4 separate regions of the Homo sapiens genome follow, and all the other regions are linked to region 2. Evidence: chromatin contacts called from ENCODE Hi-C or POLR2A ChIA-PET data. All regions are on one chromosome and are shown on one strand. Each heading gives the region's core, a stretch centred on a gene start or an enhancer-like site at or near the end of the contact. The rest is flanking DNA. Distances are from core to core; before and after follow the strand shown.

The links. A loop is a pair of places that touch in the nucleus more often than their neighbours do. ChIA-PET counts read pairs that join two places held with the same protein, here RNA polymerase II (POLR2A). Pooled maps may share reads with other maps.
Region 1: a loop to region 2 is called in a pooled map, with 5 times the contacts of the local background. The contact joins two enhancer-like sites. A Hi-C loop is called at or near these places in 7 of 50 pooled maps. POLR2A ChIA-PET finds 5 or more read pairs at or near these places in 4 of 52 experiments (Caco-2, Panc1, activated naive CD4-positive, alpha-beta T cell and 1 more).
Region 3: a loop to region 2 is called in a map of chondrocyte, with 2.6 times the contacts of the local background. The contact joins the promoter of LINC01993 here to the enhancer-like site in region 2. A Hi-C loop is called at or near these places in 1 of 168 maps with a recorded cell type or tissue (chondrocyte) and 5 of 50 pooled maps. POLR2A ChIA-PET finds 5 or more read pairs at or near these places in 1 of 52 experiments (GM10248).
Region 4: a pooled map of heart left ventricle shows a loop between it and region 2 (2.0-fold over the local background). The contact joins the promoter of LGALS3BP here to the enhancer-like site in region 2. A Hi-C loop is called at or near these places in 1 of 168 maps with a recorded cell type or tissue (uterus) and 6 of 50 pooled maps. POLR2A ChIA-PET finds 5 or more read pairs at or near these places in 2 of 52 experiments (H1 and activated CD4-positive, alpha-beta T cell).

Annotation. Positions count from the first base shown.
Region 1 is chr17:78,417,720-78,421,410 of GRCh38, forward strand. PGS1 (phosphatidylglycerophosphate synthase 1) reads left to right here. Exons shown (of 10, transcript NM_024419.5): 9 at 1,827-1,956. The coding sequence ends at 1,946. Among named protein-coding and RNA genes, the nearest start is that of PGS1, 41 kb to the left of the region's middle. RefSeq lists enhancers at 1-363, 1,873-2,557. Within about 2 kb of position 2,442, at least 5 of the 41 ENCODE cell types and tissues checked have a DNase peak (open chromatin) inside an H3K27ac peak, as active enhancers do.
Region 2 is chr17:78,704,412-78,708,095 of GRCh38, forward strand. All of the region lies in intron 3 of CYTH1 (cytohesin 1), which reads right to left. Among named protein-coding and RNA genes, the nearest start is that of SCAT1, 74 kb to the left of the region's middle. Within about 2 kb of position 1,965, at least 9 of the 41 ENCODE cell types and tissues checked have a DNase peak (open chromatin) inside an H3K27ac peak, as active enhancers do.
Region 3 is chr17:78,276,972-78,280,473 of GRCh38, forward strand. It overlaps LINC01993 (long intergenic non-protein coding RNA 1993), which reads right to left and starts at 1,521. Exons shown (of 7, transcript NR_073178.1): 1 at 1,473-1,521. RefSeq lists enhancers at 387-1,220, 1,221-2,054.
Region 4 is chr17:78,978,213-78,981,907 of GRCh38, forward strand. LGALS3BP (galectin 3 binding protein) reads right to left here and starts at 1,711. Exons shown (of 6, transcript NM_005567.4): 1 at 1,612-1,711. RefSeq lists an enhancer at 1,745-2,737.

The DNA of each region.
Region 1 (3,691 bases), core at 1,192-3,691, 290 kb before region 2:
GCGGTGTGGATGTAGGTATGGCCCGGACATTACGGTGGAGAGCGCTGGAGACTCAGTGGAGGAGAGAGGGCTAGAGTCGCGGTGCAACTGTGTGAGCGCTGCCAGGCGCCCCACTGAGGACACTGAGGAGAGAGCACTTGGAGGGCAGACTCTTACAAGAGAAGCTTTTCAAAGATCCCAAACACCATTTCGGACAAAGCATATATAAATTTTTTTTTTTTTTTTTTTTTAATGGAGTCTTGTTCTGTCGCCCAGGCTGGAGTGCAGTGGCACGATCTCGGCTCACTGTAACCTCTGCCTCCCGGGTTCAAGCGATTCTCCTGCCTCAGCCTCCTGAGTAGCTGGGATTATGGGTGCATGCCATCACGCCCGGCTAATGTTTGTATTTTTGGTAGAGATGGGGTTTAATCACGTTGGCCAGGCTGGTCTCGAACTCCTGACCTCAAGTGATCCTCCCACCTTGGCCTCCCAAAGTGCTGGGATTACAGGTGTGAGCCACCGCGCCCGGCCGCATATATAAATGTTTTTAAACCTGTTTTTAAATATGAAATTAACATGTGTTCACTATAAAAATTAAGAAAAACGGAAAGAAACTAACCCTTTCTGTAGGGAAAACCACTGAAGCCATTGTGATGATTGGCCGCCTGCCTTCTGTGTACAGCGCACGGAGGCACAGCTTTAAGCATCAGATGACGATTCTGTCGTGTGTGTGTATTTCGTGTCCAGCTTCCTTTGCCTGCCGATTTCTGGGCACTTTCCCATATGATTAGGTCAACACTCTTCTCATGGCGAAAACTGGTTTGTCATATGAGTTGTTAATAAGTTCGTGGTGAATGCTGGTTTGTCATATGAGTTGTTAATAAGTTGACTGTTGGACATTTAGGTGGTTTCCAGTTTTTCCTTGTTATAAATATTGTGATAAATATCTGTATATAAAAATCTTAGCGCATAGTGATTTTCTTGGGGTAAGCTCTTGCAAAGGGAGCTTTATAAGGTTCTTGATACCTGTTGCCAGAGCTCACTCTAGAGGATGACTTGTCCCCCTTGCCCTCAGCACTAAGCGTTCATCAGTGTGGGGGATAATGACATCACAGATGTCATTGGCACAAATTGGCTTTGTGCCAATTTGATAGAAGAAAAACTGTGTCTCATTTAAAAAATACCTCATTTTAATATGCATTACCTCGTTTAGTGAGGGTGAACATTTAAAATATTTTTTCCACCAGTTATATTTCTTCAACTCTAAATTGAAGAAATTTAGAGTCCTTTACATGTCTTGGTCTTAAAAGCCTTTTGGGTTTTTTTTTTGAGACAAGGTCTCACTTTGCCACCCAGGCTGGATTGCAGTGGCAGCATCACAGCTCATGCAGCTTTGACCTCCCGGGCTGAAACCCTTGCCTACCTCAGCCTCCCAAGTTGCTGGGGCTACAGGCACACACCACCATACCCGGCTAATTTTTAGAATTTTTTCATAGAGATGATGTCTTCCCTGTGTTGCCCAGGGTGGCCTCAGACTCCTGAGCTCAAGCGATCCTCCTGTCTCAGCCTCCAAAAGTGTTGGGATTATAGGCTTTAGCCACTGTGCCCAGCCCTTAAAAGTCTTTAGGAACACGGCTTCTTAGCTTTTCTAAGGAATGTTTGACAGTGGCAACTTGTAGGGCCTGGCCTTGCCTGCCACCAGAGCACCCTGGGAATCTCTGGGCCAGGTAGACATGGGAAGTCAGGGTTTTCTGGGCTGGCCTGAGGGGCTGGGCTGGGGCCAGCCGGCCATGTGGTGTGGTGCTGGAGGGGACTCCTCACTATTCCTGTCTGTTCCTCTTCCTCAGGAGCAAGAGCAGCTCTACCTGAGGTCAGGTGTGGTGTCCTCTGCCACCTTCGAGCAGCCGAGTCGCCAGGTGAAGCTGTGGGTGAAGATGGTGACTCCACTGATCAAGAACTTCTTCTGAGGACAGACAGGTGCTGTCTCTAGCATCACCTCTCAGCACGATTTTCCCGAGAGTTCACAGGTGGGGCAGGTGGTTGTTCTGACTCAACCAGAGCTTCCAGAGGGCTCTTTGATCCCTTTCTCAGTTAAACACAGAGCAGCATCTTCAGGGGTATGGCAGCTGTCCTCAAAGTTAGAAGCTGGATGCTAAATTAGGCAGTCTGTTCACTTTCCATCTGGTACCCACTCCACTAAGTCCCAAGGCGCCTGTGCTGGGGTCGGCAGTGGCAGCCTGTAGTCCCCTTCTGCTCTCCCTTCCCAGGGGGTCCTGAAGAAGCCCTGGGGCAAGGGCTCAGGGATGAGGGGGCAGAAAGGCAGATTGAGCCCCTCCAAGCTGAGCACACTGGTGCAGGAGATGTAGACGTGGGAGGAGGGGAGCACGTTTGCTCGTGAGAGTGGCTCTGGCTTGCTGCCCTGGCCGGCTGTAGTGCACAGGGTGGGGCGTCGGTAGAGCCAGACCGTGGGCTGCTGCCTGGACGCCTCGCTGACATCCCTGTGCTGCGGTTACAGAGCTGCGCCCTTCTAGACTCTGGAAGTTGAGTAACAGGACCTGCTCTGCCCACCCAGGAGGGGCCTGCCGCTTCACCAGAGGCACCAGTGGGGTCCCACAGTCACCTGAGGTACCCCTGGACTGTCTTGACGCCTAGAGGTCCGGGCAGGGGGTGGCTGCCATTAAAGGTGGGGTCTTTGCTGAGTGACCTTTTGTGTCCTGGATCCCTCAGGGCCTGGACTGCACTCCGGGTGGGGTCAGGCTCCCGAGGCCCCTGCTCTCTGGTTCTGGATGTTGTGGGTAGTTCTGTTGCTTTGGATGGCTGGGCCTTTGGATGGTGGCTTGTGGGGAAGGGACGGTGAGGAGTCAAAGATGAGCCAGGACCCATGTGGCCGGCACATGCGCTAGTGCCGGCATCTCATGTGTGCAGCGTGGGCTCCCTTAGTGCCTGGCACCTTAGTGCTCTGCTAAGTCTCATTGTTTAAAAATGTGTAGTTTATCTGCAGCTTTTCCTAGTTATTTTAATTACTTTTCATTTTATTTGAATAGTGTGTGCAAATGTAGAGAGTAAAACAATACTGCGGCCATTTCCTGCCCTCCCTTCCCCCAGGCAGCCACTCTTGGCTTGTTTCTTCTGATGTGCACACGTGTCCGTATTTCTAAATAACGTGCATATCCTGCTGTCTTCCCCCAAAATGTGTACTTAACCAAAACAGCACCAGTGTCACTCCTGAAACAAAAATTACCAAGAATGTCTTAGTATCATCAAATACCTAAATGGTGTTCACAATTCCACTTGCCTTAAAATTAATTTTTTCGATTATTTGACTTGAAGTCCAATTAAGGACTACACCTTGTGATTGTTTTTTCCCTAGCAATTTATTTTTTGAAGAATGAACTTTATTTTTATTGGATCTACTTAAAACATTTTTGTGTCACCTAGTAGCAGGGGATTTTGAATACATGTCATGTGTGTTTATAAAGCCAGCTCTCCATATCCCCCAGTGTCTCCAGGAGCTGCTTTTGTGACCTCACTGCCTGATCTCTTTATCATCTTCAGGTGCTTGACCCTTGCACAGAGAGAAGCTTCCTGGGCTACAGGGCATGGCAGCCTGTCCTTTCGGGGAGTGAGATTAGATTTAGTCCCTGCACTTTGCCTCTCTAGAAGCAGCTTCTCGCCTTTCCCTCCCGAGGGCTGGCAGGAGTCACTGTCACCC
Region 2 (3,684 bases), core at 715-3,214:
CGGAAATAAAATCATAAAATGTTATTGCCTTAAAGAACACATGTGTTCTCTAGCTAAATCCATGGAGGGAAGAAAATATTCCTAAGTGTTTTGAGGGTTGGTGTTTTTTGTGTTTTTGTTTTTGTTACAGGCAGGGTCTTGCTCTGTCACCCAGGCTGGAGTACAGTGGTGTGACTGTGGCTCACCGCAACCTTTAACTCCTGAGCTCAAGTGATCCTCCGGCCTCAGCCTCCTGAGTAACTAGGACTACAAGCAGATACTACCACAACTGGCTACTTTTTAAAATATTTTGTAGAGACAGAGTCTTGCTATGTAACCCAGGCTGGTCTTAAACTCCTGGCCTCAAGCAATCCTCCTACCTTGGCCTCCCAAAATGCTGGTATTATAGGCATGAGTCATCGCATCCAGGCTGTTTTGACCTTTTGAAAGGAACACCTGAAAACTGTGAGTAGTATCAGAACTTCCAGGTGTAAGATAATCTGGGCTCCCCTGTCAACAGCTGCCTTAGGAAACAAAGTCATGGGGGAAACACCATTTAATTTCAGCCAGAATGAAGGGTTATGACCAGGTATCTAGAAATTCCTATTTAACTAAAATGATTGTCTAATCATTTTTTTCTAAATCCAGGAAGATTACTTTGATCAGTATTTCCAAACAAATACCACAAGGAAGGCCTGTTTCATGGTTTCCAGTGTAAGTGGTGAGGCAGCGTCAGAGGTGCCCACAGAAGCAAGGGGTGAAACTCCTGGGAATGCTCAGCTTCCTGGGCCTCAGTCCAGTCCTCACCAAAGGCTTTCCTGCAGCCACCAGAACGCACACTCCCAGATATCCGCCAGTCACAGTCTGTGCCACATGACTGCCTGGGACACACACCAGAGATGGCTCCCTAATTTCATTAGCTAGCCAGCTCACTTCTCTATCTGCCCCACTTGGAGCCCCTATAGCTCTAGGCCTTAGGCAGCTACTTCTCTAAGTGGCTTTCCCCAGCCTACACAGGTCTGACACCCCAGTTAAGGTGTCCAAAGGAAAACAGCTTACTGCTACTGGATCGCCTTAGTTAACTGACGCGTATACATTTCAGAAAGTGAAATCCTGTACTACATGAGTATATTATTTCTGCTTGATTAAATAGTATTTAGGATCATTCCTACAAAATGCATCAGATCGTCGATGAGAAACATGAATTCTCTCCTATAAGAAAGTCCGAGCAAATGTAATGCCTGCTTGAGAAACAAATGCAGGGTGAGCCTGAGTACCCGTATGGATGGATCCTCAGGGATGTGCAGAATCACTTCCGTCTTGGCGCTTTCGATACCGGAAAACCATTTTAAGTTCCAGATTAAAAAATAATAATAACCTAAAGACTACTTCCTGACTCACAACTTCAGATGCAGTTCATGAGTTACAAGTCTTCCCAAATTCACTGGCTGAGTACTTTGGATGCACTCACGTTCCTGGTGTCTGCGTTTCCTTGCTGTTCTATGGTAACTGACAGAGAATTAATCAAGAGAAAAACAAAGGGCACACTGAATTCTGAATATGTGTGTGCAGACACCGGAATATACAGAAAGGAAACGTACCAAAATATGAATCCTGATTATCTCTGGGATAAGTGTTTATGAGAAATTTGTTTTTTATACTTTTCTGTATTTTACCAATTTTCTGCAGTAAAGGTGTATTACCTTTATAGTCAGAAAAAAGCCATTTTTTTTTACATTTTTAAGATCGAGGTAAAATTTACATTTAACAAAATGCACACACCTTAAGTGCACAGTTCAATTTGTTTTGATGAGTGCATATACCCTTGAAGCACCACTCAGATTAATACAGAATATTCCTGCCATCCCTGTAAGTTCCCTATGGCCCTTCCTAGTCAACCCCACCCCACCCCGCCCCAGCAACCACCTCGGAGGCAGCACTGTCATGATTTCGGCTAGCACACTAGCACAGCTTAGTTTGCATGTTCTAGATGCTCACGCATGGAAGCACACGGTGCCCACAGTTTCTTTCACTCATCACAATGTTCGTGAGATTCATCCGTGCTGCTGCACGCTAGCAGTTCATTCCTTCACACTGCTGAGTAATAGTCTATTACCTCGACCTGTTTATCCAGTCACCTGCTGGCAGCCATTCAGGGTATTTCCAGCTTTTGGTTATTTTATATAAGAATGCTATAGATATTCTTGTACAAGTCTTTGTATGGACATGTTTTCATTTCTCTTAAGTAACTAGGAGTTGAATTGCTGATGAAACTGCCAAACTTCTTTCCCAAATGGTTATATTATTTTATTCTCACTAGCACTTGCCAACATGAGGTACCATCAGTCTTTTTAATTCTAGCCATCATAGGGGATGTGAAGTACCGTTTCATGGTGGTTTTAAATTACATCCCCTACAACTAATGATGTTAAGCATTTTTCATGTGTCTACTACACATATGGCTTCTTTTGTAAAGTGTCCAAGTTTTTTGCCCATTTTCTTATTTGGGCTGCCTTTCTATCATATATTCTAGATACAAGTCCTTTTTCAGATATATTTGTTACAAATATTTACTTCTAATCTGTTGCCTGTTCATTTCTTTTAATAGTTTTTAATAGTTTTATCTTTTACAAAAGCGGAAGTTTTAAATTTTTATGAAGTCCAACGTATCCGTTTCATTTAAGCTACGAGTGTTTAAAATGGAAAGAGGGGAAACTAATCCAAAATACCAAATGGACAATACAGAGACTGGCCGTGGTGAGCTGGCTGCCTTCTGTGGAGGACTCAGCCTCACTATACCCTGAAGGCACTGCCCACAGGAGTCTAAAACAACAAATCAAACAGTCCTACGAAGCCAGACAGGAAGACTTAGGCTTAGAAAAATACAGACATGTAGTGAATTGGAAACAGCTCATTTATTGCATTAAGCAGTCAGAAAACGGTCTGGGAACCCCATTCAAAACTAAACTCTCAAAGTCACTAACATTTCATGAAAATAAAAGGAAAAAAAAAAGCAGAGTCCTTGTCCTTTTATACTATCATCGCATTTCTACATTTTCTTCCCTTAAGCATTAGGAAGGTGCAAATAAGCTCACGATTATCCTCAGACATGACTGGACACTCCAGCCCTTTGAAATCGTATCAGCAGCATTCATTAAGCTTTTCCTTTACACAAAGGAAAAACAGAAACTTTAAAATGCACACCGACAGTGGACAACAGAGGGGAGTAATTCACATAAAAATTTAGGAGCAGTTTAAGGCTTTCTGGGACCTTTGAAGTTCTCCAGTTCAATTTTTTTTTTTTTTTTTGAGACGGAGTCTCGCTCTGTCACCAGGCTGGAGTGCAGTGGCGCGATCTCAGCTCACTGCAACCTCCACCTCCCGGGTTCAAGCAATTCTCCTGCCTCAGCCTCCCGAGTAGCTGGGACTACAGGTGTGCACCACCACACCCGTCTAATTTTTGTATTTTGAGTAGAGACAGGGTTTCACCATGTTGGCCAGGATGGTCTCGATCTCTTGACCTCGTGATCCACCTGCCTCGGCCTCCCAAAGTGCTGGGATTACAGCCGTGAGCCACCGCGCCCGGCCTCCAGTTCAATTTTTTAAACACTGGAAGAAGCTCCTATGTTCAGGAGGCCTTGCGGTGAAGGATGGAAGGCAGACATTATGGGTGTGTATGTGCTTGCTAGAATTAGAAAGACACAA
Region 3 (3,502 bases), core at 271-2,770, 430 kb before region 2:
GTTCAAGCAATTCTCCTGCCTCAGCCTCCTGAGTAGCTGGGATTACAGGTGCCACCATGCCCAGCTAATTTTGTTATTTTTAGTAGAGACGGGGTTTTGCCATGTTGGCCAGGCTGGTCTCAAACTCCTGACCTCAGGTGATCCGCCCACCTCGGCCTCCCAAAGTGCTGGGATTACAGGAATGAGCCACCGCACCCGGTCTCAGTTGATATTTCTAAGAATCTGCATAGAATAGACCAGCCGACCCTGGATCCTATCAGAGGGTGGAGGCTGGGAGGAGGAAGAGGATCAGGAAAAATAACTAATGCGTACTAGACTTAGTACCTGCGTGCTGAAATAATCTGTACAACAAACCCCAATGTCACGGGCTTACCTATATAACAAACCTGCACGTGGACCCCTGAACTTAAAAGGTTTTTTTAAAAAAAGAGGGTCGGGTACAGTGGCTCACACCTGTAATCCCAGCACTTTGGGAGGCCAAGGTGGGTGGATCATCTGAGGTCAGGAGTTCCAGACCAGTCTGGCCAACATGGTGGAACCCTGTCGTCTCTACTAAAAATACAAAAATTAGCCGGGCATGGTGGTGGGCGTAATCCCATCTACTCGGGAGACTGAGGCAGGAGAATTGCTTGAACCTGGGAGGCGGAGGTTGCAGTCAGCCGAGATCACACCACTGCACTCCAGCCTGGGCGACAGGGCAAGACTCTGTCTCCAAAAAAAAAAAAAAAGGGGAAGCCTGTTGCCCAAAAGGGCTGCTGTGGTACCTAAAAATGTGGGCTTTCTCCTTCTGGGAGGGGGTAGGAAGAAGTCGCCCCCACTCTCCAGGCCCACGGCTGCCCCGCCCCTGCTCACCAGCCGGCTGGCTGTGGCAAAACTAAAGCCTGCCCCGTGCCCTGAGCCCGGCATGTTGTTCAGCCTCTCTGAAATGGTCTCCTTGGATCATGGGCAGAGATGGTACGATGGGATCCCACCCGAGGGGTCCCGGCCGGTGCTCACGGGGCTGGGACCAGCTGCTCTTACTCTGTTTTTCTACCTTTCTCAGCCACTTGGAGGAAGAGAGAATTTTGTTACCTTTTACAGGTAAGGACGCTGAGGTTCACAGGATAAGTCACTTCCAGCCAGGTGTGTGTGACCTCAGATCCATACTCAGAGGGAGGTGGGCTGGGCAGAGCCTCCCACCTGCTCCCCTGGAGGCCCATGAGTCTGGGCACTGGGGCCCCAATTCCTATAAACCGGGGTTGATTACGGAGGACTCCCCTCACCTGCAACCCCGCCTCCCACCACAGAGCCCAGGCAGCAGGGAAGCCTGGAGACAGGCGCAGAGCCTCTGGGCCTGGGTGCCTACCCCTGCCCACCCCCAGGGCCTCAGGCCACAGGAGACCACCTAAAGCAGGAGCCGGGAGTAGGGCCCAGGCTGGGCTGGCACAGCTGGGCCTGTGAGGGGTGGAGGGGCCGCTGGGGAAGGGACTTACCAGCAGCAGCTCTGCTGGGACCTGGGAGGCTCTCCTCATTTCCAGTAACAAGCGGGGGTGGGGGCAGTGGGAGGGAGGAGGCGGCTTTCCCCAGGTGCCAGCTGTGCTTGAAGACAGCCTGTCCCCTCTGCTGTCTCCTGTTCTCAGCTCCTTAATCCCCTCCCCGACCTCGTAGTTGACTCCTGGGCTGACTCCTCCCCTGGAAGGGAAAGAAGAGCCGGGCTCACCCACACCCAACAGGTGCAGCAGCTGCTTGAGGTCACAGTTGCTGAGAAGGGAAGCTGAGGCCAGTGGCAGCTCCAGCCAGGGTTGGTGCAGCCTGCTGAGGGGTCGAGGTCACCCAATCACCCACCCAGCTCCACCTGCCCCCACCCCTCCCACCCAGCCTGGCCACCAGCCCAGACACCTTCCTCACATGGCCTGAAGACCCCTGCTGACCTGTGGCACCATGTGGCCCAGCAGGGTGGCCAGGCTGGCCGGGGTCATGGGGTGGGGGACGCTGCTCCCCACCTGCCCTGGGGTGGTCGGTGCTGTTGGGGAGGCCACTCTCTAGGGGCATCTGCCAGGTAGGCAGACCAGAAACTTACCCCGAGTTCTGTGACCCGCTCCGGGGAGCGGGGCATCTCATGTCCTCTCAGCCACGTCTGAAAGCTGGGACATGGCAGAGTGGGCAGGGCTGCCCTCTGAGCTGACCCCCTTCCCCTCCTCCCCATCTTGTCTCTCCTCAGATCTAGGGCTCACTCTGAGGCGTGGGTGACACTTGCCCCCCAACCCCAGCCTCTTCAGTGCAGGGAGGCAGGGCCTGAACTTCGGAGGGCCTTGGGGCAGGTTCCTGGGGCTTGCAGTGAGGCCTCCCCTTTCCCAGGGAGAGGAAGGGAGAAGCCGCGTCTGGCGAGGGAAGCCTGTACCCTCACCCTCACTGTGTCCAGATCTGCACCCCTAACCTGGCCTGGGGAGACTGGCACCAGGTGGAGCTGGTCCCCAAGGAGCCCCAAACCCCAGAACATCTGCTGCAGGGGTCAGCTCTCAGGGGGCCCCAGGGCCAGTCCTCTCTGCACCCCACCTTCCCTGCTCAATGTGGCTTGTAGGAGGTTATGCAAAGCATTATGCAAAGCACATGCAAATGAGACCCAACCACAACTGGTCACTCTCTCCAGGCAAGACCACTGAAGCCCTCTGGTCATCAGCAGGAATGCAGGGGCGCCTATGGCAGGCCGGACTCCAGGTCAGGCCTTGGGGCAGTGAGGAAGAAGGTGCATGCCAGGTAAGCTATAGTCAAAAGGGAGGGACACACACCACCAGGCGAATGAATGAAGCAAATCAATGGCACTCCTCCCTGCCCCAGAATTCAAAATGACAGACCGGTGCAGACAGATGCATGTGTGTTCTGAGAGGTGGTTGTGTACAAGCAAGCTCACTCCTTCAGTCTCCCATTCATTCACTTATTCTGCAAACTCGGTGTCTATTATGAGCCTGGGCTGTTCCAGGGGCTGGGGATATCCCAGCAGATGAAAATGCCTGCTTTGCAGGGCTCCAGTAGGGAGAGAAAGATACAGGTGACAAGTCAGGATGAGCAAGGAGGACACACCGGTGTATGTTCCAGAAACCATAAGGAGGCTGGAGCCAGGCACAGGGAGCCCTGGGCCTTGGGAAGAGTATGGTCTGTGCAGGGGCCATGTAGTGGGAGGGGGCCCTGCAACATCAACCCAGGTGCCCTGGGGAGGTTGTGGTGGAAACAGGCAGAGCACGGAGGGAACCAAGTTCCCCGGGCAGGAGATGCCAGGGGCTGCGGCCAGGGGTGGCAGTGGAAGGGCTGAGAAGTGGTCGGATTCTGGGTTAGGAAGAGAAAGCTGCCCTTTGCCCTCTGAAGCTTCGCCGAAAAATCAGCGGACAAAAGGCAGATTCATAGGAGAAAAGGCTCACAAAATTTACTGTAACTGCATAGCACAGGACTCCCCGGACGTGATTACCCAGTAATCCAGAGGGGTCCAGAACCTGCCATGCCCTTCCTCATGGGAGAAGAGGTGGTG
Region 4 (3,695 bases), core at 461-2,960, 270 kb after region 2:
CCCCAGAGCTTGTCGGAAATGCAGTCATGGCTGGCCTTGCCCTAGCCCCTCTGCATGGGAGTCTGCATGAACAAGCGCCCTGGGAGCTGGGTGCACTGGCTGGTGAGCAGCTTTGCTCTGGGACTCGTGCTCGCTGGCACTGTGCAGCCACCCCTTGTCGGGGCTCCCCGGGCACCACTGGAGGCCTTACCGTGACCCTGAGAACCACCTTAGTTACACCTCACCTTACAAGTGAATGAGCTGACACCCAGAGAGGCAAATGGGCTCCACATCCACAGTCAGTGAGCCACAGGCAGGGGGTCTGCTCGGGGGAGCCCACCTCTCCTCCCTGTGTCAATGTCAGTAGATGGCTAAAGGGGCCAGGGTGTGACCGCCTGTCCTGTGTGCTGGGGACTGTGCTGGTTTTAGCACTGAAGTTTCCCTGTGTCCTGGGAAACCCCTCAGTCCCAGGCACGCCGGTATGGGTGGACGCCCTCTCCACTTCTGCCCCCAGCCACTTCACTCTGCTGCAGCCACTAGGTTTGTCCGTCCTGGGAGAGTAACTCAGGGCCTTGGAAAAATGGCCAACTGGCCAGGCGCGATGGCTCACGCCTGTAATCCCAGAACTTTGGGAGGCTGGGGCAGGTGGATCACTTGAGGTCAGGAGTTCAAGACCAGCCTGGCCAACATGGTGAAACCCCGGCTCTACTAAAAATACAAAATAATAATAATAATAAGCTGGGCATGGTGGTGTGCACCTGTAGTCCCAGCTACTCAGGAGGCTGAGGCAACAGAATTGCTTGAATCCGGCAGGCAGAGATTGTAGTGAGCCGCTGCACTCCAGCCTGGGTGACAGAGCAAGACTCTGTCTCAAAAAAAAAAGGGGGGGGGGCAACGAAGCACCTGGCAGGTGGCGTCGCTGCCCTTTGTGTGGCAGCGGCTATTTTTGCCTGATTCCTTCATACAGTTGAGACCCGGCTGCCTGTGTTGGCCCCTTCGTGCAAATCAGAAAAAAAGGTGCTCTTCCTTGGAGTGGGTGCAGGCCTAGGCCAAATGCACAGGTCTGAGAGAGGGCCAAGCTGAATTCTAACCCACTTGCCCTTTGGCTGGTATCCTTGTGCAGTGAGTAATCTGCCCAACTGTACACAGAGGCCCTGTGGGCCTGGGAGCAGCAATGATTGTTGCTGGACTCAGGAGCCCTGGATCCCCAGCTCCAGGCCTATGTGCAAACAGGGAGGCATGACCCCCACTTGCCTGTGTAGAGAGAGGGGTGCCCTGGCCGGGCGCGGTGGCTCACACCTGTAATCCCTACACTTTGGGAGGCCGAGGCGGGTGGATCACCAGAGGTCAGGAGTTTGAGACCAGCCTGGCCAAGATGGCGAAACCCTGTCTCTACTAAAAATACAAAAATTAGCTGGGCGTGGTGGCACGCGCCTGTAATCCCAGCTACTTGGGAGGCCGAGGCAGGAGAATCGTTTGAACCCAGGAGGCAGAGGCTGCAGTGAGCGGACATTGCATCACTGTACTCCAGCCTGGGTGACAGAGTGAGACCCTGTCTCAAAAAAAATAAAAATAAAAAAGAGAGAGAGACTGAGAGGGGTGCCCACCTGAGAGCTAGAGGCAGGAGCTTACCTGGCTGCGGTAGCTGCAACGGCCGTGTGGAGCCTCCTCGCTTCCAGCCACAGGATCCCTCTGCAGACTGGTCCTTTGACCCAGAAGCCTCTCCCAGTATGGAGCGTGGTCAGGCTGATCCCAGGAAATGCTTCAGAAAAGAGTCTACTTTCGATTTCCAGAAACCACCTGACATAGATGTCTTCCGGGATTGGCTGCTGCTGATACTCCCCAGGGCCCCTCTCTTTTGTCTCAGCTCTGCCTGTGGCTATCAGTGCCAGGCTGGCAGAGGCCCAAGGTGGGAGTCTGGCTGGAGCAAGGCCTGCAAGAGGACTAACAGCCACACTCAGTTGGAAAGGCCGCCAGGCTGGTCAGGGGCTGGCGTTTGGTGGACGGGAGGGGAAGAAGCAGAGGCTCTGGGCCCAGACAGTCTGCACCTGGTGGTGTGGCTGTGGACTCTGACAGAGCGCTCCGAGTCTTTTCCTGGGTCTAGCACGTTGCTGGCTGGGTGAACACCACACAGGGGGCTGCTTATGTGCAAATCCACCCTCTCTGTGCTCTTGGCATGCTGACCACACAGAGGGCCTGTGCCCCACAAGGTTGCATGGCACTGTCCCCTGTCCCCAGGGGAGGGAGGCACTGAGAACCAGGTATGCAGCTGGCCAGTGGAGGAGCTGGACCCTGCTCCAACACCTGACCCCAGAGCCTGTGCTCGCCACTGCTGGACCTGTGGCCACTCTCCTACTGTCTCCCCCTCAGCGGGGCGGGGGACAGAGCCTCTCTGGGTGACATAATGGCTCTGTCCAGCTCATACCCATTCCCTTTCCTCCCACTGAAAGCCGGCACCTCAACTGTCCCTTGGGGAGCACCCCCTCCCATTCCCGGCTGTGTGGTTCCCAGAGGGCCCCCAGCTCTTGGCCTTCAACCACCCAAGGCCTGGCTGTCTGAGCCCTGCGGGGGCCCCGGGCCACACTGCTGGTTTCAGGGTGGGGCTGTGAGCCCAGCCAGCCGGTGAGAGCCAGCTTCTGACTGAGAGGATGTGGGCCCAGGCTGCTGGGGCCGGTGGGGCAGAGCAGAGGGAAGCAGGCATCCTCCGGCCTGAGCTCCTGGGTCCAGCTGGCCTAATCCATGGTCAAGGCTGGGCTTCACCGCTCAGTGAGGCAATCAGCAGCCGCTCTTGTTTCTGTCACTTGCACCCCATGGTTCTGGATGAGCCTTGGGATGTGCCCAGGCCTCTGACCAGTGGTTCTCAGCCTGGGCTGGACAGAAGAATCATCAGGGAGTTTTACAAACTCCTAATGCCTAGACCCAGGAAGTCACCATCTCTGGGAGTAGGGGACAGGCAGGGGCATTTAAAAGCCCCCAGGCAGTCCCACTGGGTGGAAGGCCCTGGTTCCCTGGCAGCTTAGAGTCCGAGACAGCCAGCCCAGAGGTCAGACATTCAATGACTATTTCCTTCAAGGTGTGAGGTTTTAGGCAGCTGCACGGTTTGCCTAATCCCCTCCAGAGGAACTGTGAAGATCCAGGGGCAGGTGCAGCTGGAAATAGAACTGGCTGTGGGGAGTTTAAAAAAATCTCATCTGGATTAAGGGCCTGAGTGCACAGAAACCCCAGCATCATCCCTTCTCAGCAGTGCTAATGACTTCTGCCCAAGTGGCCAGGGAAGGACAGGAGTGCAGAGGACGGGAGGGCATCTCTGGGAAGTGCTGGGAAAGGTTTTAAAACTCAGGTGCCGAATCTTTAGCCCCAGAGTCCGGGAAAGTCCTAAGCCATCCAGGCAGGTAAAATGGAAAACCCAGAGGCCTCCTCGTGGAATCGGAGCACCAACATCTGCTCCCCTGGGGCTCGCAAGGCCTTTCCGGTGTGCGATGACCATGGGGTGGAGGGAAGCGCTGACAGGGGACAGGCAGGGGAAGGGGCAGCGGCTCGGCTCTGAGAAGACAGCTGGGTGAAAGCCTCAGATTCGTGTGGACAGAACTGCTGTCATCAGGAAGCCGCTCCCAAGACATGGTAGGGAAAGTGCGGGGCATTTCAGAGATGAGAATGGTTAACTGGCCTGTAAGGTCATCTTTTGTGCCTCTACCCCAAACCTCTCCGCAAATTGA